Regions from separate parts of the Mus musculus genome. Here regions 1, 2 and 3 are each linked to region 4. A link is a loop called in an ENCODE intact Hi-C map of the cell type or tissue named here. Cell type or tissue: heart. All regions are shown on one strand. Links, peaks and the distances in the headings refer to the core of each region. The heading gives the core; the rest is flanking DNA. Region 1 overlaps Syn2 (synapsin II). Region 2 overlaps Atg7 (autophagy related 7). Region 3 overlaps Atg7 (autophagy related 7). Region 4 holds the start of Tamm41 (TAM41 mitochondrial translocator assembly and maintenance homolog).

Evidence for each region. Hi-C counts contacts between places; a loop is a spot of excess contacts. Peaks named below come from ENCODE experiments on the same cell type or tissue, not always from the same donor. Only the 100,000 strongest peaks of a DNase experiment are listed, where the experiment ranks them.
Region 1: a loop joins it to region 4, with 3 times the contacts of the local background. A loop is called at or near these places in 13 of 42 quality-filtered maps.
Region 2: it touches region 4 in a loop (1.9-fold over the local background); 2 of 42 quality-filtered maps call a loop at or near these places.
Region 3: a loop joins it to region 4, with 3.0 times the contacts of the local background. A loop is called at or near these places in 16 of 42 quality-filtered maps.

The regions. Positions count from the first base shown.
Region 1 is chr6:115,264,643-115,272,525 of GRCm38, reverse strand. The region is part of intron 10 of Syn2 (synapsin II); the gene reads right to left. Among named protein-coding and RNA genes, the nearest start is that of Timp4, 16 kb to the right of the region's middle. In heart, for the core only: a CTCF peak has its summit at 4,432 (motif pointing right); DNase peaks (open chromatin) are centred at 2,315, 2,765, 3,345 and 4,445; H3K27ac peaks cover 489 bases; H3K27me3 peaks cover 4,632 bases.
Region 2 is chr6:114,857,089-114,864,971 of GRCm38, reverse strand. It overlaps Atg7 (autophagy related 7), which reads right to left. Exons shown (of 19, transcript NM_028835.5): 19 at 4,368-5,981. The coding sequence ends at 5,949. It overlaps Vgll4 (vestigial like family member 4), which reads left to right. Exons shown (of 5, transcript NM_177683.3): 3 at 893-1,088; 4 at 2,093-2,216; 5 at 2,536-4,344. The coding sequence ends at 2,807. Among named protein-coding and RNA genes, the nearest start is that of Vgll4, 61 kb to the left of the region's middle. In heart, for the core only: no CTCF peak of the experiment used is centred there; DNase peaks (open chromatin) are centred at 2,007, 3,181, 3,701 and 6,341; H3K27ac peaks cover 1,537 bases.
Region 3 is chr6:114,721,169-114,729,051 of GRCm38, reverse strand. It overlaps Atg7 (autophagy related 7), which reads right to left. Exons shown (of 19, transcript NM_028835.5): 17 at 4,078-4,158. Among named protein-coding and RNA genes, the nearest start is that of Gm52917, 9.5 kb to the left of the region's middle. In heart, for the core only: a CTCF peak has its summit at 4,940; no DNase peak of the experiment used is centred there; H3K4me3 peaks cover 482 bases; H3K27ac peaks cover 2,116 bases.
Region 4 is chr6:115,033,884-115,041,766 of GRCm38, reverse strand. Tamm41 (TAM41 mitochondrial translocator assembly and maintenance homolog) reads left to right here and starts at 3,893. Exons shown (of 8, transcript NM_026894.1): 1 at 3,893-4,117; 2 at 6,634-6,816. The coding sequence starts at 3,983. In heart, for the core only: a CTCF peak has its summit at 3,816; a DNase peak (open chromatin) is centred at 3,876; H3K4me3 peaks cover 1,425 bases; H3K27ac peaks cover 762 bases.

The DNA of each region.
Region 1 (7,883 bases), core at 1,910-6,909, 230 kb before region 4:
TTGATAGTCTCTTTCCGAGGTCATGTGAAGCATCTAGACTGGTGCTTGCCAGTGCTCTCCCTCAGGCCTCACAGGAGGCACCCACCATGCAGGCTGACCCTGGCTCTCCTCAGTCACAGAAATACACACGTGAGACATTCAAGGATAAAATGAGCCCCAAAGTGCCCTTCCCAAGGCTTTGGGGAGAGAGGCCAGAGCCTGGGAATGTGCCTTGGCTACCCTTGATGGCGCCTGAAGAGTTTCTCCTGTCCCTGGTTCCACTGAGGCTGGGGATGGAAGACTTCTCAGGGGCTGAGGAAGCCAGGAGGAGAGTCCCCTAGGACTGTCCCTTGCCAGGCTGAGACACTCTGGCTCCTCCCACAAGCCTGCTGTCTGCTAGGGGCTGAGGGCTTATTCCCTGTGGGGTTTGGCTACCACGGGATCTGTCTCCAGTCACCAAGAGCCTCCTGGGATGCTGAATTCCACAGAAGTCTGGCCACTCTGGCGTCACTGCCAAAATTTGGCATATAGCCAGCCCAAGGCAGGACCTCGTGGTCAGCCTGAGCAGCAGAGTTTCTCTCAGGAAGCTGGTTGACTCAAACAGGTAAGAATGTTTAGTCCAGCTCCCGTGGCCAGCTGCACACACACAGGGAGGAGGAAAAGAGCCTTTTAACTGCCTACAAAACAAAGCCCCGTGAAACCGAGCTTATGGAAAGACTGCAAGTGGCTGTCAGTCTGATACCACTGCCTAAACTAATGTGGCTGAAGGTGCATTTGTGTCTTAATGGGGGAGGGGAGCCCTCCCTTCTTGCTTGGTCAAGCCTCCTTAGAAAGCAGTCACCACGCTGGGCACCTCTTTGGAGGGGTCCATTGGTAGGGTCTGTGAAGAGATAGGGGTTGAGAGACTGGAAACACTTTCTTTATGAGATTTGACAAGTTACATCTCTGCATCTTGGCTTCCCCAAATGGTCAGACTACAAGGATTAAACGATGATGTGACCCTGGCAGCACCAGAGTTAGTGTCAATCATGTCAGTGGTAGCCTAGGTAACACTGACTGTCCCACTGTGAGAACTCTTCAACTAGCACCTAGAAAAACTCTGGCCAGAGATACTATATAGGGGATGCAAGTTGTCACAGGCAGATGAGTTCTGCTGGCTCCTTCGTCTCTAGGCTTCCACTAATTCTTTGTGCATTTGAGTTCTTTGGATGACAGAGGTAAGAGATAGCAGTGCAGTCTTGAGGCAAGAAAAGCCCCAGGGCTGCTGGGCCTGAACAGAGATATCCCGAAGGCATAGGGTTTGAGGGACTCCTCGGTGAGGAGAGCAAGCTGCCGCCCATAGAGGTTTGGTAGGCTAATTAATATCCTGCTCTGCTGGGTCTGTGGGGCTTTAGCAATCAAAGGGGCTGGGGGGCAGAAGAGATGAATGTCCCATGAAGCAGCTGGTGAAGTGACAGGTCAAGCATCTGGCTATCAATGGAGGAGAGCAAGTTTCCTCATACGGCACCACGAGTGCCCAGGTTTCCCTTTCTTTCCTTCCCCCTCACAGGCATACCAAAAAGCCCCGGTGCATGGTATTACACAGACCCTTCTGAGCTGGGGGTCAGATGGTCCAGCTCTTCTTAGCAGCCAGGTGACTCTGGATAGGTCATCTTCATTGTCTTTCCTGATATGTCAACACATAAAGAATTACAACCTCCATATCTCACATAAGAGTTTTGAGGCTTAAAAACATCAAATGAGCTTTATAAACTATAAAGTCCTAGCCAGTGAATAATATATGGTAACGCCATTGTTTTTGTTTAAATAAGAGTAAATCTACAGTGTGAGAACTACATGTATCAATGGAAAAGATATTGCTAACTAGTTTCCTGTCATCTTGTGCACACGGAGGGTAGTTCTTGTGTGGGGGATTTGGGGTTGGGTTAGACCATGCCTTCTCTCTATACATCACTGCCTTAGTTTGGGCAAGATCCACTCAATTGCAGATCACTGGCCTGAGAGAGAAACGTAGCCCATGAGGATCTATGGGGGTTTTGCTGAAGGTACATCTAATTTCCCACCCTGTGGCTTTTGTTAGACAGACTGGCAGAGGAGCTCCTATCTAAGTGAGGCCCCAACAGGATGGAAAGCTGAGGAAGGAAAGACATTGAGTGACTCAACTTTTGAGAATTGTTGGCTTAACACCAGCTGCCCCCACCAGGAGGAAGGCCTGTGCTTGCTCAGCATATCTGAGACAGGAAATTGGGAAAGGGTCCCAGGGTCTGGCCCCAGGAAAGGGGCCAGGCCAAGCTCCTTGCTGGCCACGCCACAGAACTATTCTGATCAGCTCCCCCAGGCCTTGCTTCCCCGGTCCAGTACTCCAGGGAGAATGAAGCAGCAGGAAGGAATGTGGTCAGGAGGTTGTAGAGCAAAGGGGACAGTATGTTTTCAGCACCTTGAGACCTTTCAGTTGCCACTGCCCCTTTCCTTCCTCTGCAAGGGTATAAAAGGTATCCAGGAATGAGATGATGCCCCTTCCTTCCCAGGGGAATTACTCTTGGGCAAAGACCACTGCCTGGATAGTGGCCCTTCCATAACCTGAGGACACCAGAAATGGTCCGTGGGGGCCACAAGTCCTATGGGGGCTCTGAGGATCAGGTCACCCTAGGTCAGAATGTCAGTTTTGAGTGATTAAAGATGTCCATGAAAGTAAAGACAATCCCAAAATAACTGGTTTCTCTTAATAGTTCGTTAAGGGATCTAGTCACTGGTGGCTTTATCTGAACCTGCCCCCAATCTCCTGGAGTTCTCAGCTTCTACTCACTGGGGAACACGTTCTCTCAAGCCGGGCCTGCTGTGGGAAGCAGGAAGGCCTTGGTTTGTCCTAACTTTACCTCTTAGAACAAGTGAAACAGTCCTGATATGGGATTGAAGGGATGGTTGTGCCTCTCCCTAATCGTCCAGCCCTGGAGGCTGTTCTCAGAGTGAAGAGATCCCCTCTCATCTTGGTCTCCTTGTACAAGTTCACAGAAAAATTTATCATATATGTATGAGTGTTTGCCTACATATATGTATGGGTGCCGTGTGCATGCTTGGGGCCCACAGAAGTTAGAGAAAAGTATCTTTAATCCTTGCAGATAGCTGTGAGCTAGGAACTAGAGGGGGCCCTCTGCCAGAGCAGCCAGTGCTCCTAAGCACTGAGCCATTGCTCCAACACCTCCCACCCCAGTCCTTTTATTCTAAGTTTTTCCCACTACCTCTCCCAGGTCTGGTGGTTACACTCAGCCTGGAGCACAGTACTCTAGTTCTGGAAGGTTCTGAGAGCTACTTGCCTCATCAGCCCCCACCCATCCTGTCACCACCTCCCCACCCAGTAAGTAGCTTATCCTGCTGAAATCTGAACATTAATGTGACAGTCACATGGTCCCGAGCAGCAGTTGCTGCTCTCAGTATCGGCGAGTTGATTCCTTAATACAAGGTCAAAGCCTGTCTTCCAGCAGATTTGCCTCTGGGACCATTTCTAATCCGTGACGGCATCAGAAAGCTAAAGACATTGAGTCATAGCCTTCTGGAAACAGCTGGTAGTCAACTGAAGCTCCTTTAGCTTATGTTGTTTGGTCTGAGACAGAGGTCCATGTATACTAAGCTAACATCAAATCTGCTGTATAGTGAAGGATGACCCAGAGCTTTTGATTCATATATCTCCACCGAAAGAAGGCTGAGATTACAAGGGAGCCACCACACCTGGCTTATGCCTATGCTGGAGACTGATCCCAAGGCACGCACGCTTGAGTCGTGGTATACAAGTACTCTGCCAGCTGAACTACATCCTCTGTTGCCACAGCTCTCTTACTTTTGTCCATAAAGTAGATGAGCCACAAGCCCCAACATCCTGGCCTCTCCTCTCAGTTGGAATCCATCCTGTTATATTACCACCCTTGGACTAGAAGCAACATTCAGTGTGTTTTCTGATCAGTTCAGGCAGTGAGAGAGAGAGAGCGAGCTTCACTTTTTCCCAGATGCACATCAATGCAGGTCAATGCTTCCCAAGGCCTGGTCTTAAACTTGGTCTCTATGGACCTCATCCACAAGCCAAACAGGGAGCTGGTAAAATATATAACAATGGGGTGCCAGAGAAAGACCAGGACCAGATTCACTGAATCAGCACCTGAAATTCTGGCCACCTGAAGGTGGGAGTCTAGGAAGCAGCTCCAGCTCTCCGCAGCCCCAGCTTCAGGCCTGTCTCAGATCCTGGTGATTCATCTCACACTTCTCAGGGGTTTCTCAATTGTCAAGCTGTTCTTGACATAGTCAGTGGTCCTGGGTACTAGGTTTTTCCTAAGCCCTAGAGATGGAAGCAGTAAGCAAGTTTCTACTCTAAATGACTGAGTATGTTTGGGGGATGGGACAGCAGGGGTACCAGGCAAAAGGCTAAGTATGAACCACAGAGGCTCTGCAATCATTGGCCACAAGGTGTCACTGCCACCCTGAGAACAGCATACCACTGTAGAGGTTTCATTGCATGGGACAGCCTGGAGGTTAATATTCCAGCCAGGCTGAGACCTAGTCATTGACAGCCAAATGGAGCTTTGTTGTTGACCGCTCGCTCTGCTTTTGGTGATGTGGTCAATGCCTCCCTGACTCTTGGGAGGATGCACAGTGGTTAGCTAGCTTATGTTTTCCAAGTCACAGTTCTGTCCTGGTCCTCTTCTATATTACTGGGCAAAGAGCAAATCATGGGGCTATGTGATTCAAGCTGTAAGTTCTTTCTCATTCAGCCTGTGGTTGCATGGTCACAAATGAAGCTAACAAGAGTGGCTTGGGTGAGGAGTGGCATACATGACACATGCAGGGGTTTGGCAGGAGATGTGACATGTAGGCTGGGACCCAGGCAATGATTCTTGATTTATAGCTCTTCTGTTTGCATGCTACCAAGGGTCCCTTAGGATCCTGACATTAATCCCAAATAGGATGAGAGGGCCATCAAAGGTGCTGATTACAAATGGGGACACATCATCAGTCATGTTCTGTGTCACCTACAGGGGCAGAGGTAGCATAAGAAAAGCAAGTTAGGATAGGAATTCAGTAACAGGTCATTATAAATGACAAAGGTAAACTATTCCTAAATGCAGAGGTATTAAAATTAGATTTATATTTGTTATTGTAGTTTACCTTTTCTACAGACAACAGAGTGCAACTTGGGCAAACTGCTCTCAACCACCTTTTTTAGAGCACCTGTGATGTTCAGTCATGTGCTGCATAACAATATTTAGGTCAATGATTGGCCACATATATGCTGGTGGGCTCATGAAATCACATCGCCTAGTGATGGCCTCTTAGTTTGTCTAGGCCTGCACTGTACTGATGAAGTCACATGAGATCCCACCTGGAGAGCCCTGTGTGACTATAGTCAGTGGCTGCTAGATTCTGGATGCTTTCTAAGCCCTTTAGATGAAATGATGAGCAGATTCCTGTTTACAAAGAGCTTGCATCCTGGCAGGAGTGAAGAACAAACAAAGAGGGAAGAACAATCTCTCCTGATAGAAAGTAGAAAACCACAACTCCAGGAGGAGAGGCAGCAGCTGCTGAGCAGGCGGCATCTTTGGATGATTGAAGAATGTTAGTTATACTGTGGTGAAAGTTTCTTTACCAAAACAGTGAGCCGTGCCAAAAACAAAAGAGGGAAATCATTTTAGGGAGAGGCTACAAGAGAGGCATAGGCCATTGAGATCGGCATTGCTACGACAGGAACACAAAATGTAAGAGGGCACGTGGGCGAAAGGTAAGTGAGAACCTATGTAAACAGCCTGGGGAAATTTAGGCAAAGGGTGTTGGTGGAAAAGCAAGAACTGTGTGATTCACAGTGGACCCCTTAGACCGCATGTATCAGTTTGCCATCTAGGGTGGGAGGGATGTGTGGATAGCTCAATCGGATCAGTTAGGCTTAGGTAATGAATTCCCAGCAATGACTCTGAACAGTGACGCTCAGGTGACCCTTCTGATTGGTGATATCCCTGAGATATTACCAATGGATGCAGGGAAAGAGATATACTCCAGGGGCAACAGAAGCTTGCTTTTAGACCTTCTCAGATTCTTCACTATGCATTTTCCTGTGGCTTGGTTTTGATCAGAATTGTTTTCCACAACATGCAGTGACTGTGAGTATAATTTTCAGTGAGTTCCTGGATGCCTGCAGAGTTCTATTAGAATTCCAGAACTTTCAGTTGATGTCAGAAGGGAAGATGGTCTTACTGCGTAATGTCCTCTATTAAAGTTAACTAGGCCTTAGTGAGACATTGTGCAGGACTATGCCCTCAGACTTTGTGGTCTGGCCAACTGCAGGTGACCCTGGTATTGGATGGGATCCAGAAATCACCCATTTAACTCCATTTTACAAGTGAGGAAACAGTCTGGAGAGGCTGGGAGGGAGGGTGTGTCATAACAGGGGAGTATCCTGGTTGCCAGTGTGCTCTGCTGAGATGCTTACACTGAAAATACTTATTGTTTGTTTTTAAAAGGGGGAATATTATGGTTTGGATATGATTTGGGTGTTGTCCCCTTAGGGTTCCTGTGCTGAAATTAAGCCTGCAATGTGATTAACTGGTTATCATTAACTATTTACAGAGGCATTCTAGGATCTGGAAGGAATACTGGGACACAAACATCTTGATTTCATTACATTTACAAAATTATAAAATTTAACCACTAAGTAATTTGCCAGAGCCAGATGTCAGAAAAAGGGAAATGCTCACCAGCAGTAATAGATGGTGTGACACTGCACAATGCCACCCTCAACTTGGACATCCCAGAGAGTGAGAGCCAACCTCTGTCACCCAGAAGCTCCCATTTTCTGTACAATCGATGAGGATGGAAATATTCCACTCCTTCCCCCCAAATTATTTATGTCTCACTGTAGAGATCTGGTTGGTCTGGCATTCAATTTATATACTAGCAGAGATCTGCCTGCCTCTGCCTCTCCATTGCTGTGATTAAAGGCATATGCCACTGGGCCTGGCTCCAGAGAAAATTTTAGAGCACAAAAGATACTTAGATTGGATTGCCCACAAGAGAGGAATAAACAGACCCAGAAAGGGGCTTAACTTATCAACTGCCACATTATTTCAATTTAATCAATTTGGGTGAAAAGTTTGGTGAAAATATTTATTGTACATCATGTTTTTACCTACCTTAAAAGGTATATATACTACTGACTAAAAATAACAAATCTTTTGGCAATTCAGGTTCATTCCCCTGAATATCAATGTTTCTATCTACAATTCTGCAATGCTCAAGTGTTTAGGGTAATTAGCCTCTACCCTAAATAACCCAGCCTGATTTTCCCTGCCAGGTATAAACTTTCAGCCCTTTATTCGTTCTCACTGAGGGATTTCTAGAAGGCTGCTGGCTTGCTCGTGAGTGCAGTGCAGTCTTGGATGGTACTCGCTCATCTCCACACAACATGCCAATGCTTCTCCAAGCCTCAGACTGTGGGATCCAAATCCAGACCGTACTTCTTGCCTATGCGTCCTTCCCGGTGCTTCATGTTGTTCTGCCTTATCTGAGGGCTTTTTCTTTTTCTCTTAATTCTCATAAAACTCTAGGGATATGGGCCATGGTTACCTTATCTTAACTGTTGCTATGAACCTTTTCCAAGGTCAGAAAGCCAACAGATTCAGGTTTACAATTCACACTTGATGTTCATTTCAAAATGGACACTCTACACTATTCTATTTCTATTTCTATCCCTATAACTCTTTCAAGTTAAATTTTGAAGGATAAGTTTCTAAGAGAATTCTAACAAAAATGGCAAAACCTACGCTTCATTAAAGGAAAGTGATTCCTCACAAAGTCACACAGATGTTTACGGGGAAAGTTCACTAAGACTCAGTTCTTTGATTCACTGTTAACATTCCTACTACCCT
Region 2 (7,883 bases), core at 1,478-6,477, 180 kb after region 4:
GCATGGCTGCCTTTTGCCCATAGGCACATGACCTGCTTCCCTGATGGCAAAGAACAGGCCAAGCAGGGGCTTAGAGAATAACCTAGAACGTCCAGAAGTCTTGGGAACCATCTTCCACTTTCCTTTCAATTTTAAAGTTGAACAACTCAGCTCTGGCAGTTAGAGGGACAGACTCGAAGGGATTCTAGAATCCCCAAGGGGTTCTAGAATAAGTGGCTGGAGGGAGGACAGAGCTGAGCTTGGAACACCTTGTGTTAGCTGGGCCTTGCGGGCTCTCACGCCATAGCTGTATTGACACTCTCCACAGGCCCGTGTAGCGGCGGCAGCATTGAGCAGCTGGCCTGTGGTCCATGGGGCATTTGCCACATTCAGTGCCGGCATGCACAGCTCCAGGGAGCTGCTGTCCTCTGCTTGTCTGATGCTGTGGCTTCTGGGTACAAGTGCTGCCCACTGGCTGCCATCTTACACACCGAGAAGCAGAGCCATCACACTGGTCATCAGTGTCCTCTCTGGACAGAGGTAGAAATGGCCTCTGCTGCTTAGGAGCAAACATCACTGTGGTCCCTCTCCAGAGCTGGCTTATAGGATTGCACCATTTCTCTGGGTCATTCCCACCCTTCAATGACCAACTGTGCCCAAGCTGACCATGAAGTAGATCTCGTGTGTAGGCAGGCAGCAGCATCTGCCTGCAGGAAAGGAGGGAGGCCACAAAGCCAGCTTCGCCCGCAGGTGCCTCTCCTATACTCAGGGCGTGGTTCCTCAACTCACCTGTTGGTCCTGCCCTTAGCGTTAGTGTAGGAATGTCATGGAAACACCTAGGAGAAAGCACATGGCTCCTCCCCAGGGCCCCCTTTGCCCGTCACCCCCCTCTGAGCATGACCCTGTCTTTCAGGAATAAGACTGTCAACGGAGACTGCCGCAGAGATCCCCGGGAGCGGAGCCGCAGTCCCATTGAACGGGCTGCAGCCCCCGCCGTGAGCTTGCATGGTGGCCACCTGTACGCATCTCTCCCCAGCCTCATGGAGCAGCCTCTTGCCCTGACTAAGAACAGCAGTGACACAGGCAGGTCAGCTGTGGAGCGGCAGCAGGTATGTATATGTCATCTGGAGGTGGCCATATCAGGCTGGATGTTGGGGACTAAGAGCTCCATGGAGAACCCCGAGCAGAAGTCCTGAAGTGAGGGGATGTTGGTACCCTCACTCCTTTGGCTTCCTCTCTGCACAGTGCAGGGTTGATCTGGATGAGTGCCTGGCCCTGGCTTGGATGCCCATCTTCCCTGGCACTGTGTTCCTCGGGGTCAGTGTAGCAATCCTCTTGAGAGGCCGGCCCTTCCCCCATATGATTTCATAAGGCCTAAGTTAAATGTCAGAGCGTTGCTGGGGGCTTGGGTCCTATAAAGTTAGTGGTCATAAACCTGTGAGTAAGGCAGGCCATTGTTGTTATTGCTATTACTTCTACTAGAGGAAAATGAAATTAATGCTATTTAAAAAACAAGGCCAGGCCTAATAGTATAGGCATATAATCTCAGGTACTTGGAAGGCTGAGGCAGGAGGATTACAAGTTTGAGGCAACTTCATAAGGCCTTGACTTACAAAGAGCAAGATAGGTAGAGGGAGACTGAGGACATGGGCACTTGCCTAGTGTGCGAGGCTTCAGCCCCACATAAAAAGCCCCAGAGACAACAAAAGGGTAAGGTTTCTAACAAAGACTGTAGTAAGAGACTTTAAAAGCACACAGGCAGCATGAGAGGGAGGGGTGGGGTGGAGTGTTTCTGTGGGGTGGAGTGTTTCTGTCCCCTGTGTGACCCTTGATGGACTCTGAGCCTCTGGGCCTGTGATTCCTAGGTTTCTGGTCAGTGTTTGTACACACTAACAGGGGAGGGTGGGGCCTGGCCATTAGGAGATGCTGTGTGTTGGGGCTCACCTGCAGGTGCTGGAGAAGGGGACCCCACCCCAGTCTAGTCTCCCCCTCTCGACCTGCTGTTGTGTAGCACAGAGGGCCCGAGGAACAGGGAAGGTCCCTGGCCTGAGAGCTGGGCTCGCTGGCAGCTCCGCTCAGTAGATGAGGAGTTGACCTGTTCTCCCTCCCACAGAACCGGCCCTCTGTGATTACCTGTGCATCCGCGGGTGCCCGCAACTGCAACCTCTCTCACTGTCCCATCGCACACAGTGGCTGTTCTGCGCCTGGGTCTGCCAGCTACCGGAGACCACCCAGTGGTAAGTTTTCCCCCATAGCCTGAGACATGTGGGAACCCTGGATTAAGCTATAGGCTGTAACCTCTCTTCCTAAAATTTACTTAGTGGTGAGTTTTAAAACACTGTTTTAGAGCACGTGTGCACCTTGAGTTGGCCATGATTCAGGAGGCATAGAGAAAAGGACCTCTGTCCCTGGCCCCTCTGGGCTCCAGGATCCACCATTGTTATTTAGTGCCACAGAGACTCTTGGGCTTTACCCTTTAATGGTGTGGTTAAGTATCACTGACTGGGTCCCGGACCCACTGATGCAGCTATCTGTCCTCTGTCCCCTCCTTTGCAGCAACTGCCACCTGTGACCCTGTGGTGGAAGAGCACTTCCGTCGGAGCCTGGGCAAGAACTACAAGGAGCCAGAGCCGGCGCCTAACTCGGTGTCCATCACTGGCTCAGTGGATGACCACTTTGCCAAAGCACTAGGTGACACATGGCTTCAGATCAAAGCAGCCAAGGACAGCGCATCCAGCAGCCCGGAGTCAGCCTCACGCAGGGGCCAGCCAGCCAGCCCCACTGCCCACATGGTCAGCCATAGTCACTCCCCCTCTGTGGTCTCCTGAAGGGGGAACCACCCTTCGACCACACAGGAATCTGCATGGTTTGCCTGAGCTTTGAACAGTCAGTGCTTAAAAAAACAGAAAGAAAAAAAAAATCCTGGGGGGAGGGTGGGTGGGTGGTTTATTCGCAAAACCATGTTGTCTGGACTTCTGTTCTGCTCTGTTTTATACTTGCTTGGTGTTCATACAAGGGGCCTCAGTGTGGCAACAGAACAGCACGGAGCATTAAGTCCAGCAGAGCATCCTTGCTCCCTGCCCCGGTTACCAAAGAAACCTCTGCAGGTCTGCCACCTGGCAGCCGGGACCCTGCCGCCCTTTCTCAGTCACAAGCCATGACGACATGGGGATCCGGACGCTTTGTGCTCTTAGCTTCTGTGGCCGGGTATGCACAGCTTGGCTTCCACCTGAGCCTGGCTCAGTCTGCATTTGCATGTGTCTGCCTGAAGACAACTGTCCTGATTTGCACTACGGAGGGCAGAGCTGCCTGCTGGGCAGCTGTCTGAGATGCCAGTACTGAGGGCAAACTGCTAGGGAATACTTCTGACCATGTGTGCTTGCATTGTTGCTGAACTTAGAGGGTCTCTAGCAGGTTCTAGGTCTTTCTCTAGGCTTGAGGTGCTCACAGCTGGACTGCAGACTCCCCCTGACCATGGGCATTTCCCTTCTCTGAGCACTGCAGTCTGTGAGGCCGGGGACAAGGCTGGAGGACTCCGTAGTGCTTCTGACATGGTGCATGTCTCAAAAGAAAAAAAAATAGCTGGTTTCTATTGACTAAGCCCAGACTGTAGCACTGCCTGGCTTCTTGTCTGGCCTCTTGTCAGCATTAGCCTGCGTCATCAGTTTCAGCCCTGATACATTCACTGCTGGTACAGCTGTGCTTCTGGGATGAGTCAACGCTCACTTTACTCCAGAGAGGAGCGCACAGCCAGTGGGTGTGGCAGGCTGGGGAAGCCCATTGCTGCTCATTTTCTGCATCCTGGGCTGGGGACTTGGAGTTCATGTCTTTAGGCTCCTTGATACACAGACTGCTCCTTTCCAACTCCTGGCCAAACATCCGGTGCCTGACAGCCTGCAGCGTGGGGCTGCGTGCATGTCCTCCTATGCTGGGGCCAAGGCTGTACACATTCCTCTGACTATACAGTTATTCCTGCACTATTAATAGCTACTAACTAGACATTAGGAGCCAGCAGGACAGACACGGCTAGGGATGCCCGACAGCTGCTGTTTCTCCCAGCCTTGAGTGTTTCTGTCCCCTGGCCTGGCCCACCTGAGGGCATCACCTGGCTAGGAGCTCCTCCCCCACAAGGCATTATGGACTCCTGCACAGGGAATCATGGGGCTGACTTTTAGTAGGAGGAAACAGGTTAGCTGTCGAACTTGGGAAACCTGCACGGGTGGGAAGGTGGGGACTGATCCTCGTGGTCACAGGGTGGCTACTGGCCTTTACAAACATGGACAGCCCTCCTCCTGCCCCGCACAAGGTTCACCCACTCTCCTGGGCTTCCAAGCTTGGCATTCAGGCCCCTATATTTTCTGTAGGAAAAAAAGAATTGTTCAGAACACTTTTTTTATATAGGTAATTTTAAAGACCATCATTACGCTGTGCGTAAAGAATGTACAGAGAAATTTGTAGGTATTTTTTGAAGAACAATTAATTTGTTAATGATATGTAGCTATTTAATTTTCCCTTTCCTATCATAATCATTCATTTTTTTGTTGTTGTTGTTTGGGGGAAAAAAGTTGATCTTTTTTGTCGTAGGTGTGTCTGTAATCGTGCAGGTACACAGTTACTCCATGACAACACTGCGTCCGCATTAATAGCCACTAGTTTGTTATTCTACAGGCTACTGAGGTTGTCACAGGAAAACAACCGCACCGCGGACTGGCTCTGTGGGCAACGGGCCTCAGATACCCGTCAGTGAGCGGGTCGTCGCTGTTGGGGGAGGGGGGGATGGCAGTGCGGGTGGCTGGGTCCCTGGTGCGCTGACCTATCTGGAATAGGCCGTGCCCTGGAGTGGGATACCTCATTTGTCAGCTGAGGAGCCTGCCAGCCCGCTTGGGCAGGAGCTTGCGACCTCCCCAGAACCAAGCCATCTATGTGTGTGCTGACCCCTCTGTGTTTGTAAATCTGTAATATACCATTTTCTGTGGCCTGTTTTTTTTTCCTGGAAGAAGAAAAAAAAAAAGGTTTGGCAGGCCATCTTTTTTTTTTTTTTTTTTTTTTTTTTTTTGTACTTAAAAGTAGCCTTAAGAACAATAATAAAGTGCTCTTAAACCGAGGCTGTGTGGCTCTTGACTCCTAGGGTGGCATGTGGGCTGTGGGGCCCTGTGCCCAGGTAGGCCTGGCTACTTGTGGGGAGCCTTGCACAGATGGTAGGGCCGCTTGTTGCAGCATCTGTGTTAGGCCAAGGTCCTCTCTAGTCTCCCTTCCTGAGACCTGCTAAGCCAGCCGTGCATGGGCTTCTGTTCTGGACCTGAGACCCCAGTGAAGGTGCACAGGTGTGGGAGGGGAGCAGCTCATCTATTTAGGATGGGTGGCCACAGCTGCCAAGGGCCCACCCAGAGTGAAGAGGAAGACAAGCCTTGCCCCAGGAGCAACCCCGTGAGTGAGGGCACCTGACTAGGCCCAGCTGGACACACCCATCCTACAGAGCTCTTCCCTGCTTTTCAGTACAGGGCTGTGGCAGGAGCTTCTCCCATCCCTGGAACAGGGTGGCACACAGCATGCCCACAGCTGGGGGAGGGTGGCTTGGTGTGCCACTTGAACACTTGAGGCTACAAACTCAGCACTCACTGCTACCCAGGGCCCAGAGCAGGTGCCCTACCGGTGAGGCTCCTAGCACAGCCTTGTCTGATCTATGTTGGGTCCTGGGGTGTCCTTCAGCAACAGTGTGTGTGTGGGGGGGGGGAGATTAGTGCACATGGAAGGACCTGAGCCCCAGATCAGTGGCAATGCCAAGGTTATTATTGAGTTCAGAGCTGGTGAGATGGCACAGGAAAGGGTGCAACTGGGTGGCAGAGGGTACACCCTCGTCCTTGGAGATGTGGAGATCAGGACCAGGGAGGTGGCAGGGCCCAGATCACCAGTCCTGCGGTCCAGTCCTGCGCTGAGGGCCAGGTACTCCTGAGCTGTGGTTGCTTGCTTCAGACAGTCTCCTCGTCACTCATGTCCCAGATCTGTGTGGAAAAAAAGGCAGATACTCAACTGAGGGATTCTGCTGCCCCACGATGCCCACAGATGACATTTCCCAACTACAGTTGCTATGATAACAGAGGTATACACTCCCACAGGCACTGCGTATGCCTCCCAACATGGGGGAGGACTGATATACCCTGTCTCTTGTACAATGGGTCAAATCTCGAGTTTCTTCCTTTCACCAGGCCTCAAAGCCAGTGGGAGAACTGAATGTGAACAGGGAGCACCAGCCAGTCAGCCCCTCCCTGCATCCTCTGCCACATCCTTGGTGGACCCAGCCAGCCCCTGACTTGTAGCATGTACCACTGGCCCAGTCAGCTTGCCCAGCTGTACCCTGTGCTGGAGAAGCTGAGCTAGAGAGGGCGGGAGCTCTCAGGGACCTGGCAGGAGAGCACTTGCCATCCTGTGCTGCCTTACTGTCTACACTGAACTTTATGCCAGGTGCCAACAACACTCTGGGGCAAGGGAGCTGGCTGTCACTTAGAACAGCCCTTCTCCAGCAACCCCAGGTCACCTAGGCAGGATTACAGACCAGAGACTACCAGACCTTCCCTCTGTCCCTTAGTGTGTGTCTCTGGGGAGCCCTGGGTTATAAACTGGAGAGGGAACCCACTCTTGTAACACCCTGAGAAGGAGGTAGCTCTTTAGGCCAGTCCTCTGTCCCAGTAACTCTTGGCAAAAATCCTACGTTGAGGTGGCCTGAGGTCAACACAGCATAGCAGGTCCTAAGACTCTGGTGCCCTAAGCAGCTTAGGGCCCCTAGAGAGCTATGCCTTCAGAGCCTTCCAAAATTCCTGGAATGGGTTGCACAAGGGTGCCTCAGCCCTTGCAGAGCTAAGGGAAAGAACAGCTTGTTGGGAGGAGGTGATAGGTCTGGCCAAGTTACGTTCATAGCAATGCTGGCTGTCATGGATGTGGAAAGCAACCCAGAAAGTGACTTCTCTCCTGCAAGGGTGGCAGTGTCCCTCATACTGTCCCTCCATTTCTACACCTTGCCTCAGAGGAAAAAAAATTGCCACCTGTCCTGTGGGGCACTGTCTCTCTGGTCCTAGACCCCCACCAGACTGGAACCTGGGCTCATGGGTTAGGTGGCTTTGCTGTAAGCGGCCCTTGACCTGGTCTTTTGGATCTGAAGACAGTCTGAGACAGAGCCATCCAAGTTGCAGCATAATTCAGCTACTCATACTCCATACTCATACATATTCAATAAGCACATCTGCACCTATGACACAGGCTGTGTGCAGACCTGGAGCTAATAATCCTATTCTGTCTCACTCCTGCCAGTGGGGTAAGCGGGGAAACAGCTCAGAGAAGTAAAAGTTTGCCTGAGATCACATAGCCAAACTGGAGAGACCTTATGTAGGAAAGGCTTGGGTAGCTAGCGTGGAGGAAGGGAACGCTGAGGGGGGAGGGGGGACTGTGGGAGGAGGTATCAGAACAAAAGGAAGGAAGGAAAACTCTGGAATCTTCTGCCCAGCCTCTGGATGGGCAGGGAGAGCCTGTCATGGTTAGAGTGCTTGCTCCTGAACCAGATGCTTAGCTTGAAGGTTGACCAGGTGGGACTCTTGCTGCTGGCACTGTCTGGGCCGTAAAGAGGCTCCTTCAAGCCACCCAAAGGGTTTACTGTGAAACCATTGGGATTTTCCAGACCCATTTTCTAGGGCCAGTGAAGGGCTTCTCCACTAGTGCAGCCTGGCCACGCTCACTGTGGGGTTCACATGGTACCCAGGCTAGCACTGGCCTGAACAGGCTCCGGTCGCCTACTGCATGAATGAAGAATATGATGACTGGACAGAAGTTTGTTCAATGTTAATGCTTGGTATGGGCATAGGGCACTTAACAAGTTTCACCTGATAGCCCAGAATATCCTTGAACTCACAGCA
Region 3 (7,883 bases), core at 1,855-6,854, 310 kb after region 4:
GTTTAGTTGAGAAGGAACACTTCCCTGTTGACTCTGGAAAATGCAACAAAGGAACCAGAAGGAGCAGAGCTGAGGAGGTGGACAGCAGAGGGGAGACTCTGCTAAAGGCCACATAGAGCAGACGCTGAACGCTGAAGTTTTCTGCCTCTCTCTCTCTCTCTCTCTCTCTCTCTCTCTCTCTCTCTCTCTCTCTCCCTCCCTCCCTCCCTTTTCTTTCTTTCTTTCTTTCTTTCTTTCTTTCTTTCTTTCTTTCTTTCTTTCTCTTTCTCTCTCTCTCTCTCTCTCTCTCTTCCTTCCTTCCTTCCTTCAAGATTAATTATTTTGTCTGATTAATTATTAATTATTATTTTTGTATGTGTATTATGTCTGATGCCCACAGAGGCCAGAAAGGGAATGGACTTACCAGCCACCTGAAGTGAGGGACTCACTTCAGGATCAGATTGGACCTTTTTGTAGTTATAATATTTCTATGGAACTGGACTTACCAACCACCATATGGGCGCTGGGAATTGAACCCAGATCCTCTGCAAGAACAACACCCTTGACTGCTGAGCCATCTCTCCTGTCCCAGTTTCACCAAGCTTAGAAGTGCATCAGAAGGACTAGAGAGAAGCACAGTGGTTAGGCCACTGCCTGTGCTTGCAGAGGCCCCAAGTTCAGTTCCCTGCATGCACATCCAACTGCTCACAACTGCTTGAAACTGAAGTTCCAGGGGACCTGAGACTTCTGGCTCCTGTAGGCTCTACACTCCCCTATTACCACACATTTAATTTAAATATAAATCTTTTTAAAACTGTACCAAAATACATAGTTACTAAAAAAAAAAAAACTTAATTAGAAATAAGAGAGAAAGAAATTAAGAGACAGATGGTTGTTAATAAATTGCCTCAATGCATTCTGGGATAGCTTTTCTAGATTTCTGGCTCACAATCGCACCTGTTGGCCTGCCAGAAGTTTACCACACTGTAGAATGGAAAAGTAACTCTTACGTGTGTGAAAAAGGCCTCTTCATGTTCTGACAGTGGGTGCCACTGTCTGAGGAGGCTCTGCAAGATGAAGAAACCCCTCAGCATCCCCATCTCCCTGCACATGTGTGAATGCAACAGCTCACCAGCTCTGTCCCAGGCTGAGAGCAAACAGGCTAGGACATGCTGAGAGGGACAATGATGCCACCTTCCCAGACATGAGTGCGGAGACCCATGTCTTCTTCAACTCTGGCAACATGATGGGGCTATACCACCAGCATCAACGTTTAATAAAGAGAAGACTCACTACCCTGAGTGTCCTGCTCCCCCGGCCCCTTCCTATATTTGAAGCTAAACCAAGCAGGAGTAGAGTGAGCCTCTCTTTGGGGTGGGAGTGAAGGGGGATGGATACTGGAAACCAACAAAGGAAAACATCACCTCATGGGAACAAGAGACAGAGGCTTGGTCCTCAGTGGGACGGGCTTCTAAACACCACTACCACCTCCACAATGGCTGGAGAAGACAGAAGGCAGGAGGCACAAAAGAGCTGGAGCTGAGGAGAGTCCTAAAATTCAAAGTTCTGGACTTGACATTTTGGCGCACTCATGAACTCGGAGAAACTATGGCTACCTGCAGGAGTCCTAGGTAAGACAAATCCAGTCAAAATTCCAGCCCAGATGGTTGAGGTATGACCCAGGCCCCCATCTCTTCCTGGAAAGCTACTGGCAGCTGATAGCTTCTGGGGGAGGGAGAATTATTCTCTCTTGAATGTGTGGCCTTGATAGAGGATTTCCCAAGTCCTTCCCCACATCCATGTACATGCAGAAAGTGTAGTGGGACTAAGTAGGTTAAGGGTGGGGGCATGTGGTAGGGAAAGGCTGTGTTGGAGGATGGTTTAAGGGGAGTTGAAGAGAAGAAACAGAAAGATATGCTAATGTGTCATTGTATACATGTATGAAATTCCTAAGACTGAGGAAAAATTTTTAAAAAAATGACTTCATGAATATCAAAGGAAAAATTTGTAGAACTTGCTTTTAGCTCCAAAGAATTTTGATTCAAACAGCAGCAACTCAGACATGACTCAGTATAAAAAACATCCTGCTGAGTAAGCGTTAAGCAAGCTCTCATAGAGCGAGCGATTCCGCTTAATTGGAATTGTCATTTCGAAGAATCAACGCTCGGAGAACAGATGATGCAGATGGCAGGGAGGGGGGCCAAGAAAGTAAATGAGGGGCTTCTCCTGGAAAGAGGTGCAGCCTTCTCGGCACAAAGGAAACCCAATATCCAGACCACATGAAAAGTGATCGCTGTGGGACAGTGCAGCTGTGAAAATCCACATCAGGTTGTATTAACTCGCCTGGCAAGTTTGTGTAACGCAGGACTCTGAATGGCCACTGACAGGAAATAACTCTGGTAACAAAGACACCATACCTGTGTTTAATCTCATGCTTCCAAGGAGGGAGGACAAAAATACAAAAAGCTATTCTTTCTTAAAGAAAAAAGAGGGGCAGCCTGAGGTACCCTTGGGCTTCTTTATAGACAGACAGCATCTTATGGGCTGATTTAATTAGAAACAGAGCAGGAAAGCAAATGCTCACATTTCTCTGAGAACCCAATTATCTTCATTTCATTGATGAGCTAGACCTACATAAAGCCACAGAGACACTTCTGGCATGGGCACCAAAGGATTTCAGTTTGAAAATAATCCAGCCAAGTTATTTGGAGAGCAATTAGTTCAGCCGTACAATGAAAAGACAGACAGACAGACAGACAGACAGACAGACAGACAGACATTTCCACTAAGGAGCACACAGCCCTGAGACCCTGTCCCTGCAAACAGATGTGCACATTACCACCCTCAGGGTCCTGCCAAAGAGGATACAGGATACCTTGAGAAACAGCAAGAAGAATGGGCTCAGAGGTCATCTACCCACAAATTATAAGGTTTCAATCTCAACCAGGCACTTGAGATGCCCAACAATAAAGCAGGCTTAGTTTACTCTCAGAGCAGAAAGGAAAACAAACCACTCTCCACTCGGGAGTGCCTAGATTTAACCAAATCCATTACTGTGGCTTATCTATCCCAGATTCCACTGTTAGGTAAACAGGTCAGGACAGAAGCCACTCTAAGTAGACTTTTCCTAGAATTCAATTCCCTCAGCTCTGCCCATTGCAGGAGGCATAGCAGGGAAACCTCAGACCTCTGAGAAACGCCATCTTGGGATGAGTGACCCCCATAAGCTACTCTGCATAGCACCCCAAGTAGGAGCTGGAGATGGGGAGGTTGAAGGCTTAAAGTGGTGGCTCTCAACCAGAGGGTTGTGACCTCTTTCGGAGAGGAACGACCCTTTCACAGGGGTTGTGTATCAGATATTTACATCATGATTCATAGCAGTAGAAAAATTATAGTTATGAAGTAGTGACAAAAATAATTTTATGGTTGCGGTCACCATAACATGAGGAACTGTCCTAAAGAGTCGCAGCATTAGGAAGGTTGAGAAGCACTGGCTTAAAGGGACATCCAAAGGGAATCAGCTGTCACGTACAGTACACATGCGAGAATAACTCAGAGCCTATTAAAAACTGAGATGCCATGTCGTTTTGAGATACATCAGCCGGTTCCCATTACAGTGGACAACAGCCCTGCTCTATTTTTAGAGCTGCTGGAAAGATCAAAGAGGAAGGGGCCTTGTTCCGGCCTCCCAATCCAGGCCCCTCATCTCTGCTTGCTGTTCCTTTGCATTAGGAACATCTCCAAAACACAGCTGGGCCTGCCTGAAACCCCCACCTTCTGGGGAAAGCATAAGAAGCTGCACTGCTGAGTAGATGCGAGGAAGGAACCCCTCAGGCGGGGACCGAGACACTCAGGAGAGCTTTATGACCAAACTGAAAGTACTGTACAGCAAGAGCTGACCCAGCAGCTAGCTCAGGCTCTCTGCACACTAGGACCTGAGATTTCCCAAGCTGGCTTCTGTGGATGAATGCAGATCAACAGCAGCAGGACCAAGCCTACCGGGCTCCCTTCCTCTACTCACGCACGCATGCACGCACCACCCCACTGGCCCGAGTGGGTTAGGATGAGGTTAAATTGCTCAGAGGTAAAATGACTTACTTTGGGTGAACAGGCTGTACATTTATCAAATGCCAGGCTGACAGGAAGAACATTATCGAACCGTGACAGAAAACCCCGGATCTAAAACCAAACAGAACAATTACTCATTAGGTCAGGGATAAACACAGCTATAATGATGCATGTCTGTGGGTGACAAGGAGGAAGAAATGGTTATTATGGGTCCTGACACAGGCGATTCTGTGAATGTAAGTTCCTCCCCATACGGTGATAGGTTTGAGAGAACTATTCTGACTCTTTATTCCCACGATGTACATGATCTTTAAATGTTTGAGACCTAAAAGCACATTTACTTTAAAACATAAAAAGCAAGGTGGAAGACCTCAAGCACTGTCTCGGGGTTGGGGTGGGTTTTAGTCGGTAGGATCCCTGGCTAGCATACACCAGGCTCTGCTCCATCACCAACACGGCATACGCCCGGGCATGGTGGTGAGGATCAGGAGTCCAAAGCCATCCTTGGCTACATAGCAAGCCTAAGGGCAGTCTGGGCTACAGGAGACCTTGTATGAAGAACAAAACAAACAGAAAGTACTGTTTTAAGAAATGCCTGAGAGCTAAGGTGTAGTCCAATGGCAGGTTGCTTGTCTGGCATGTAGGAGGCCGGGGTTCCACCCCAGCATTACAAAACAGAACAAAACTCAGACTTCTAGGTTGCTCTGACTCGCTTCTCTTATGGAAATACAGAGGCCGGGTAAGTGTGCATTTCCACAACTCTGTGGTGGCTTCTCAAGGGCAGACAACTTGGGAATAACAAAAGGCAAAGGTAGGCACACTGACTAGCTGCTGAATGCAGACCCCGCGGAAATAAAAACACGCAGTCACAGCATTGATGGGGAAACAGCACCACCTTGAGCAGAAACATCTGATTGCAACCAATAAATCCACTTTTAGAGCAGCTCGTGGGTTCCACCCACCACGGCTGAGTGGTGATGGAGCGCTGCTCCCCCTTGTATGTACCAGGAACATAGCATTTATAAAACTTGTAATAGTAAAGCCTTGATCATTTCCACAGAAGCCAGCATCCGCAGTAAGCAAGATAACATGAATCTTGAAAGTTCATTTATTTGATGCCAGAACTCCCAGTTTTAAGGTCATGAAACGTATGATCAGGTGAAGCAGCCTGGCATGGGTGGGCAGGAGGAAATAAAATCTGGTTTCTAGTGGGGCCTGTCTCAGGTTCATACTGCTGTCGTGGTCACCATGACTAACGGTGGCATCGCAGTTTCCTATTACTGTGAGAAACACCATAACCAAAAGAATTTGGGGGAGGAAAGGTTCATTTCAGTTTACATTTCCACATCACAGTTGATCACCAAAAGAAGTCAGGGCAGGAACTGGAGGCAGGAACTGAAGCAGAGATCACGGAGGAATAATAAAGAATATGCCTTGTTCATCGTGGCTTGCTTACTTATAGAACCTCAAGCCACCTGCCACACCCTCCACCCACATCAATCACCCATTAGGAGGCAGAGACAGGTGGATTTCTGAGTTCGAGGCCAGCCTGGTCTACAAAGTGAGTTCCAGGACAGCCAGAGCTATACAGAGAAACCCTGTCTCAAAAACAAACAAACAAAAACAACAACAACAAAAAACATCAAAAAACAAAAAACAAAAACAAAAAAAAGAAAGAAAAGAAAATACCCTACAGGCTTGCCCACAGGCTAATCTCATGGAGACTTTGTCCTCAACAATCATTCCTTCTCACATTTGTCTAGGCTGGTATCAATCAGCAGGTGGACCTCCATAGCCAGATGGCACCTGGCTCCCCGGCACCCTCTTTTTAGGTAACAGCATTCTCTTTTATGTCTTCATAATTTTCCTCTGCTTTCCTCTTTTAGAGCCAGAGATCAGACCCAGTGTCTTAGACTTGCCGAGCACAGCCTCTCCCATTAACTTCAATCACCTCATTTAAACAGTGCCCCTCCCCACCCCCGCAGGGTCCATGATTAAGCACAGGCATGCAGAGGCCAGAGATCAGGTGTCCATCATTCTCCACCCTATCACTTTACAACAGCAGGAAGGCTGGCCAGCAAGCTCTTGGGACCTGCTTGTCTCTGTCACGATGGGCCTACAGGTACACAGTTTCTCCAGGGCCCCATCATGTCAGGTAAATAGAAAAAGGGACACAACCCTCTCAACTCTCTTTACTCAGAGCCATTTTGAATGAACAGCTAAGTTCAGATGAACACAAAGCCTGATGCTGTTCACAGAGGTCTCCATTTGCTGGGTTGCAACCCACAGCCTGATGGGAAGTGTATTCTCACTTCCAGCACACCCAATCTCGAGAAAGCCTACAGGCCATTTCTAGAGCCCCTTCAATCCCAGAGCAAAAACATACTGTCTCAGTGAGGGTGACTACTGCTGTGATGACCAAAGCAAGCTGGGGAGGAAAGGGCTCACATCACCACAGTTCCACAACACAGTCCATCATCCAAAGCAGTGAGGGCAGCAACCTGGAGGCAGAAGCTAACGCCAAGGATGGGTGCTGCTTACTGGCTTGCTCCTCATGGCCTGCAGAGCCTGGGTTGGGTCCCTGGAATCCATGTGTTAGAAGGAGAGAACTGACTCCTACATGGTAAATACATATGATCAAAAGATAAGATGCATGCATGCTCTGTTCACAGTGTGCCTCACACACACCTAAGCTACTTTCATACTGAGGTCTTTTAAAGCAATTGGAGCTAACACATTCCCACTAAATGCTGTTGAAAGCGGCCCGCACAGCTGTCTCTATTCCGTGGTGGCACATGGAGCTTCTGTTGTCATTTCTGTTCTGTAGGAACGGCGGCTGCTAAACTTAGGAACAGAGGTTGGGACCAGAACTAGAGGGAAGGGAGAGAGTAAAACTAGTTAAGAAGCTGAAAAAGAGAGGAGAGGAGAGGGGGGGAGGGGAGGGGAGGGGAGGGGAGGGGAGCGGAGGGGAGGGGAGGGAGAGAGAGAGAGAGAGAGAGAGAGAGAGACAGACAGAGAGACAGAGAGAGAGACAGAGAGAGAAACAAAGGCCAACAGCAACACAGGTGTACCCCAGGAGTCAAGCCATCTCAAACCAGTCCCATGGCTAATCTTTATTCATGGCATGAAGAGTCTAAAATCCTTCTTTTGCAAGTGCAAATTCAGTCATGCCACAGATGTTTGTTTATTTTTGACAAAAGGACTCACTCTGTAGCTCAGGCTTGCCTTATACTACAGTCACCCTTCTCCCAATACTGGGATAAGAAGGGTGAGCCCTCATACCCAGCTACCTGCTGGAAAACACCTTCTCCAGCACATGTCATCAGTTGGCCACGTATGTGAGAGCTCGAAGTTAAGAACAAGCTCTGCAGTATTCCCATACAGCAGGGCTATAGACCATGAAAAACTGAGAGTCTACAAATGATGTCTTACGTGTATGGTCAACTCCTATCCCTCAGCCTGACAGGAATGCATAAAATGAATGGAGCAGAGGCTGCTGCCAACAGTTCAGCACTATCCTTAGCTATCCTTCACAGAGGCCAGGCATCATCTCACAGTCCAAGAAAGTAAACATCTACCCCAGATTAGAATCCTTCCCACATTTTCTAGGAAAGAACACCACTATTCCACCTTATGGGCCAAATATTTAAATTAAAAAGGTCTGTAAAGTGTCAAAGATTCTGTTCTAGGCCCTTTTATGTGTTTCAAGACTTATTTTATTTAAAGTGTGTGGTATGTGTGCTCATGTGTGCAGTGCCCACTGAGAGAGGTGCTAGGATCCTGGGGGCTGACAGTTGTGAGATTTCGGACTTGGATACTGGGAACTAAATGTGGGT
Region 4 (7,883 bases), core at 1,647-6,646:
GTGTCCTCCAGTATGTACCATGAGCTAGACAACCCTCAAGCTATTCTGTTTCTGCCACCCATCTCACCACAGGAGTCTGGGGATTACACACTTGGGCCACCACACCTAGCTTTACATGGTTCTGGTGATCCAAGCTGAGGTCTTCAGGCTGGCACACATTAAGCACTTTTCTAGCAGGACCCTCTCCCCGGTCCCTTAGTCAGATGTTGATTGTTGTTTTGAGATTTAAAAACAAAGCTGGGCAGTGGTGGCACACGCCTGTAATCTCAGCACTCGGGAGGCAGAGGCAGGAGGATTTCTGAGTTCAAGGCCAGCTGATCTACAGTGTGAGTTCCAGGCCAACCAGGGCTATACAGAGAAACCCTGTCTCAAAAAACCAACAAAACAAAACAAAACAAAACAAAAACAAAAACAAAAAAACCCACCCAAAACAACAACAACAAAAAAGATTTAAAAACAAATTTTATTTTATGTGTATGAGGGATCACCTGCATGTATGTATGTATGTCACCTGCATGCCTGGTGCCCTTGGAGCTCAGAAGAGGGCATCAGATCTTCTGGAACTGGAATTACAGATGGTTGTGAGCCACCTTGTGGGTGCTGGAAACTTATCATTGAGCCACAGCTGCAGCCATGGTATGTTGTCATTTGCTGTGTTGGGATGGAACCCAGGTCTTTGTGTGTGCTAGGCAATCTCCCTAGCACTGAACCACACCACCCAGCCCTAACTACTGAGGCACAGCACCCAGCCCTAACCACTGAGGCACACCACCCAGCCCAAACAGTTTGTTGTTGCTGCTGCTGCTGTTTTAGAGCAGGAACTTTCAGAGTATCCCAGTCCAACCTCAAACTTGCTAAAGCTTGCCTAGAACTCGCCACCCTCCTGCCTTAGCCCCACGAGGAGCTGGGACTGCAGGTGGCGGTGTTGATGTTTGAGAGGCAGTGCACCTTAGAGAAGAAAGCACAGCTTGAAAGAGTCTGGAGCTCAGCCATCTCCTGAAGGCTCCTGCCATCTTGAGCAGGTTTCTCTCACTGTGTAAAGAACTCTATGATATCTTCTACCTCAGGATCCCATTTTCTCCAGAAAAGGCATGGGAATTAAAGGCCCTTGTGATACCATCTGTACTGGCTAGTTTTGTGTCAACTTGACACAGGCTGGAGTTATCACAGAGAAAGGAGCTTCAGTTGAGGAAATGCCTCCATGAGATCCAGCTGTAAGGCATTTTCTCAATTAGTGATCAAGGGTGGGAGGGCCCTTGTGGGTGGGACCATCTCTGGGCTGGCAGTCTTGGATTCTATAAGAGAGCAGGCTAGCAAGCCAGGGGAAGCAAGCCAGTAAAGAACATCCCTCCATGGCCTCTGCATCAGCTCCTGCTTTCTGACCTGCTTGAGCTCCAGTCCTGACTTCCTTGGTGATGAGCAGCAATGTGGAAATGTAAGCTGAATAAACCCTTTCCTCCCCAACTTGCTTCTTGGTCATGATGTTTGTGCAGGAATAGAAACCCTGACTAAGACAAATTGGTACCAGAAGTGGGGTCTTCCTGTGACAACTTGACCATGTTTTGGGGAGGACTGTGGAAGGACTTTGGAACTTTGGGACAGAAGATCCATTCGGTGTTAAGAGCTCTGTGAGATGTTGTGTAGGAGCTTGGGAGATAATGTTGAGAATAATGCAGAAAATGGAGGTCTGGCTTGTGAAATTTCAGAGGGAAAATTAAAGACTCTTTTCAGGGCCATTGCTATTTTGGATTGTGACAATTCTGTGGTTCTGGTTAGCTGGGGCTGAAGAATCAGCTGTGATTAACAAGATACCAGAACTATTAAGGTGAAAGAAAACTTGGCATTACTGGGACTATTGGTGCTGGTTAGCTGGAGCTAAGAAATTAGCAGTGATTAAGAGGGACCAGCATCATTGAGATGATATCTTCTGGGAAGTGTTTTCTGAAAGCCCAAAGAAGCTGTGTTCCAGAGATAGCCAAAGTTGTACCTCTTGCTGCATCAGGACTTGGTAATGTGTAAGAGTTACCCAGGTAGTACTGGTTTTGAAGGCATGAAGTGGTCATAAAGAGCAGCTGAGGCTTGGCACTGTGAGAGGCCATTGGTGAAGGTGCAGTCTCAGTAGCAATTAATGTCCCAGGACTGAAGGGGTCATGCAAAGGAGTTGAAGCTTAGCACCATGAAGAGAGCCATGAGAGGCTATTGGTGAAGCCTAGTTACAGCAGAAGACAGCAGCATTTTGGAGATGCCAGTACCATGAATGACCACCAAGAACAGTAGCAGCAGTGGAGTACAGACATCTGGAGCCTAGAAGACAAGCTGTGTGCTACAAAGGACAGGGCTGAAGAAGGACTCAAGCCCTTGGAGGAGCCCAGAAGATTGTGAGTTGGATCCCAGACATTGGATAATTTTTGCTTTTGATTGTGACTGTGCCCTGATATTTTTCCCTCTTGAAGGAAGGAAGTATTTTAGTGGATCCCACAGTTAAGAAACTTTTAATTGTAAAAAGAGTTTGGATTTTAAAAGAGATGGATATTTTAAAGAGATTGAAATTTTAAGAATATGTAAAGACGCTCTTAGCGACCGGGACTGCTCTAAGGTCTGCCCCGCGCAGGACAGCAGACAGCGTGTTCTACCATCTTTCCCCAAGCCTCTGAATAAAGTGTTTAAACAAGCCCCCCCCCAAAAAAAAGAATATGTAAAGACTGTGGGACTTTTAAAGTTATTTAGATCTTGGGGATGAATAAGAATGTAAGGGTTGAGGCTTACTAGTGATGTGTTTGTGTATCAGGTTGACAAGGGGTCAATTGTACTGGCTAGTTTTGTGTCAACTTGACACAGCTGGAGTTATCACAGAGAAAGGAGCTTCAGTTGAGGAAATGCCTCCATGAGATCCAACTGTAAGGCATTTTCTCAATTAGTGATCAAGGGGGAAAGGCCCCTTATTGGTCAGACCATCTCTGGGCTGGTAGTCTTGTATTCTATAAGAGAGCAAACTGAGCAAGCCAGGGGAAGCAAGCCAGTAAAGAACATCCCTCCATGGCCTCTGCATCAGCTCCTGCTTTCTGACCTGCTTGAGCTCCAGTCCTGACTTCCTTGGTGATGAGCAGCAATGTGGAAATGTAAGCTGAATAAACCCTTTCCTCCCCAACTTGCTTCTTGGTCATGATGTTTGTGCAGGAATAGAAACCCTGACTAAGACACCATCCCTGAAGGGGCAAGAAGACTTCTCTGACTCTAAAATTGAATGCAAATGTGAGGGAATATTTATACAATATGTTTCCTTTTATGGAACATTTATTTATTATCAGACTTGAAAAAGACCTTTAACATGAAGAAACCACAGTCAGTTTCTAGCAATCACAATCCCCTGGGCCGGCATGTTTTACATTTCTTTTGTTTTTCTAAATCTTCAAATGCTCCTACAACTTGGCACTAGAGGTGATAGCTCCACAAGGTTGTGAATGAGGTAGTTCATGCTTTCATCTTAGCCCTTTGGAGACAGAGGCAGGTGGATGGCTGTGAGTTCGAGGCCAGCTTTGTCTATATAGCAAATTCCAGGGCTGTTGCACAGTGAAACCCTGTCTGAATGCTTTGAGGCCAGCCTGGTCTACAGAGTTAGTCCAGGACAGACAGGGATACACAGAGAAACCCTATCTCAAAAAAAAAAACAAAAAGCAAAAAGAAAATCAATATAAGGATGATTTAATTAATTAAATGGTTTAATAACCATTCGTAGTTTTAGTGCTACAAAGGATTTGCTAGGCTCTATAGCAGGTTGTCACAGGATAGACATGTAATGTGCTCCTCCGCCGGCTAGAGGGCGCTACGGAGCCTCGGCCTCCCCGCAGGTTGCCAGCTGCCCGCTCTGAAGCGCGCGTGCGTGGAGGGGCGGGACCGGGCGGAAGCGCGGTCCGCACGACCGGGAATTGCGAGCACAGGGTCGGCACAGCACCGTCTGTCCCACCGGCGGGCCAGCCCGCCCATGGCGCTGCAGGCGCTGCACAGCTCGGGCGTGGGCCTGCGCAGGATCCTGGCTCACTTCCCGGAGGACCTGAGTTTGGCCTTCGCCTACGGCTCCGCGGTGTATCGCCAGGCAGGACCCAGTGCCCACCAGGAGGTGAGTCGGAGGCCCCCTAGTTCCCCGACCAGTCCCATGCCTGGCACCTGTTCGCCCTCGCCGTTCCTCGCATGCCTTTCATTCCTGCGGAGCCCGGACACGCCAAGAGCCAATTGTTGAAATGTTCATCCTAGCAAAGTGTCCTTCGGTGTGAGCGGAATTTGGATTTCCCTGGTCAGGGTTGGCTGAAGGCTGCCCTCGAACTCACAGTACTGGAATTAAAAGGCTCGTGTTGTCACGCCAGGCAAATCTATATGTTTACATTTACTTAGTGATTATATAGCAAGCGCACCTGTACTTCTGCGCACACTTGAAGGTCACAGGACGACTTGAGGGAGTTGTTTCTCTCCTTGCACCACGTGGGTCGTGGTAGGTTGAACTCAGTTTATCTGGTTTGGCAGCAAGTGCTATTATATGCCGATCCATCACCAGCCTGAGCTGATAGGATAAGTGAGGCATGAGTAGTCTGTCTCCAATCTAAGTTGGGAGTGATGAGGAAGAGGTGGTGGCATTGCAGAGATGTAGTGGGAAGGGGGAAAAAACAAAGTAGCAGGTCCTACTTAAGTGTTTTCAGCCTTTGTCATTGGAGTTTTCCATAGCTTTTTAGCAATACAAAGACTGGTTTTGTCTGCAGGGATTGATTTCATTGGCCTAGGACTTTAGCAGTGTGTAAAACATCCCAGGTGACTAATTGGAAGCTAACTTTGAAAATCCCATCGAAAGATAAGGAGAAAATACGGAATGATCCGTGGGCTTCAGGAAGTTGATGGACTGGGTGTAGGGCCCAGGCAGGTAGCACATTTATTCAGGTCAGCACATTGAACAGGAATCTAGTTAGGATTGAGGCTTGTTACTCCAGAGTACGGAGTCTCAGTCACTGTACAGTAGGGCATCCTGGGTCTAGCTCCTGGCCAGGTCTTTCTTCCAGTTAAAATTCACCTGGTGTTTCTTGAATTTCTTCTACATCCTACCGATTTTCTCTAACAAATGGGAAAGTATGGATCATGGGCATATGAGAAATTGTGAGCTGTCCAGTTACTTCATATAGATTATCATAATTATACATTTTTTTTTTTACAATCATCCTTCAGTCAGGCATTGTGGTGTACCCACTTGTAATCCCAGCTTTAGGGAGACAGAAACCGGTGGATCCCTGGGGCTTCCTGGCTCCCGGCATACTTGGCAAGCTCCAGGTCAGTAAGAGACCCTGTCTCAGAAATAGATTAGATGGAGCGTGGGAGCAACAATCCGCGCCCTCTGACCTGCAAACATGGCTTCATATATCTGTACATACATGAAACTATCCATGTTACCTCCGAATCTTAAGTAATATCACCGATGGTTTAAGACCAGCCTGGGAAACAGCATTCCTGAACCTCCCGATAGACAGCTTGTAGGTTTTCAAAGAGGTTCTCCTCCGAGCTGACCTACACATCTCTCCCAGAGAGGACCCTTATTTCCTCTTCTTTTTCATTCTCTGCATTCATGCCAACAATTCTGTTGTGTTCTTCCAGGACGTTAGTGCCTGAATGGGCTCCCCTCCTCTGGAAAGTTCTTTAATGTGGAAAGTCGCCTTGATCTCATTTAGTACTGCATGAGTATGTTTTGTTAACAGCAGCATCAGACTGGGGGAGGGGGCGGGTTCTGGAACACGCCTGGCTCCAGAACAGGGAAGAGTTTCACTAACGTGACAGCCGTTTTCCACGCTTCCTGGGTTTCTTCTCCATGCTGTGTCCCCCTCTTACATTCCTCAGAACTCACACATGTCACATCCAAGAAAAAATCCTTTCTCCTTATTCTCCTGACTAATTTGAGTGCAGTTTGTATGTTAAGCGTTCCTATGTAGAATCTACTTGGACATAATTTGTCTATCTTTAGTGGTGGGCTCTTGAGTTCTCTGCCCTGAAACCTACCAGCCTTTTTTTTTTCTTAATATTTTTGAACTATTTTTAAAATACTTGTGTGTGTGAGTGTTTTATCTGTGTGAATGTATGTGTGCCACGTGCATGCCTAGCGCCCACAGAAGGCAGAAGAAGGCATTTGAGAAACACTATGTGGATGCTGGGAATCAAGCCCAGGTCCTCTGCAAGAGCAGCCAGTGCTCTTAACCACTGAGCCACCGCTCCTTGGGTCCCCTTGGGTCTTCTTGGGTCTCCTCGGGCTCTGTAGCCTTGGGTAAAGTGCTTTCCCCAGCTCTTCCTCTCCTTCCTATACAACTGGAATAGTATACTTGCCTGGTGGGATCATTTTGGAGATAAACTAACTCATTGTATGTCAAGCGATCAGATGAGGGCTGGCACCTAACACATGATAAGTGAATGTGTGACATCATTATTTATATGGATGAAAAGCAAACTAGCGTTGCTCTGTGGGACCTGCTCAGGTTTCTAATGGCAGACGGCCCTAGGCCTTCTGACGTGAAAGGTAATACTGTAGCACTTTGGAATTGTTAATTTTTTTCTCCTAGTGTTTTTCTTAAGTGGTAGTGCTGAACTCTTTGTTCCTTCACTTCCCAGAATCCCATGTTAGACTTAGTGTTCACAGTAGACGACCCTGTTGCCTGGCACGCGATGAACCTGAAGAAGAATTGGAGCCACTACTCCTTCCTCAAACTCTTGGGGCCCAGGATCATCTCCTCCATCCAGAATAATTACGGTGCCGGAGTCTACTTCAACCCCCTGATCAGGTGTGACGGGAAGGTAAGGGCCTTCAGGCCTTGGCCTTAACTGAGTGGTTGTAATTTGGCAGTAGAATCCCAGTGAAATATTATGTCCACGTTCTTAGGAAACAGCCTCACCCCATCCATCTTTCTTAAACCTCCGCATAGACAGGCCTGGGGTCTCCATCTGTGCTTGACTGTAACTGGTATCCAAGAGCATGGCTGGCTATGATTGGACTTTATGTTATCTGTTGGCCACACGGCTTGACTGGGCCCTAGGTAGGAATGCACATTTGAGGGCTGCTGTCTGGAAAGTATGGAGAAGGCCACTGAGGACCAGGATAGAGAGTGAGTGCCCAGGATAGAGTCATCTAAGAGGTACTACCAGGAAGTGAAGAGGGTGTCAGGTGACTGGGAGCATGTGATGTCACATGACGGGAGGGAAGTTCTTGGTGTCCGTAGGCAGATAGGATTTGAGAGTTGCATCATAGACGGCAGGTAAGATATTTGGATCCCCTCAGAATAGATTGTCTTACGTCAGGCACTGGTGATACAGCTTAGCGATATTGTACTTACCTGGGTCCTGGATTTGATCCCCTCAGCATGGGGAGGAATCAAGCTAAATGAAGCATCCTGGTTTCTCAGAGGGGCGGTGGGAGATGGGGTCGGTCGGGGATGACCTGTGGGTTTGCCTGTGCCAACACTAATGCCGCTTGCTTAGGGCAGTCTGACCTTTACAGGTGTGTGAGTCTCCTGGGGATCCTGTTAACATGCAGGTCCAGATTCAGTTGGTCTGGGATGGAACCCGAGGTTCTGGATATTTGACAAGCCCCAGGTAATGACCCTACAATCGGTCAAAGGTCCAGGCCGTGTAAAGAGCAGGGACAGGATTATGGGCCTGTGCGGTGCTCCGTCTGTCATCTTAAGGTCACTCCTTAACTTTTCTTATTTTGTTTTTGTTTTGTTGTGTGGTTTTGGTTTGTTTTTTTGAGACAAGGGTTTCTCTGTGGAGTCCTGCCTGTCCTGGAACTTACAGTGTAGACCAGGTTGAACTCGAACTCAGAGATCCACCTGCCTCTGCCTCCCGAGTGCTGGAATGAGAAGTGT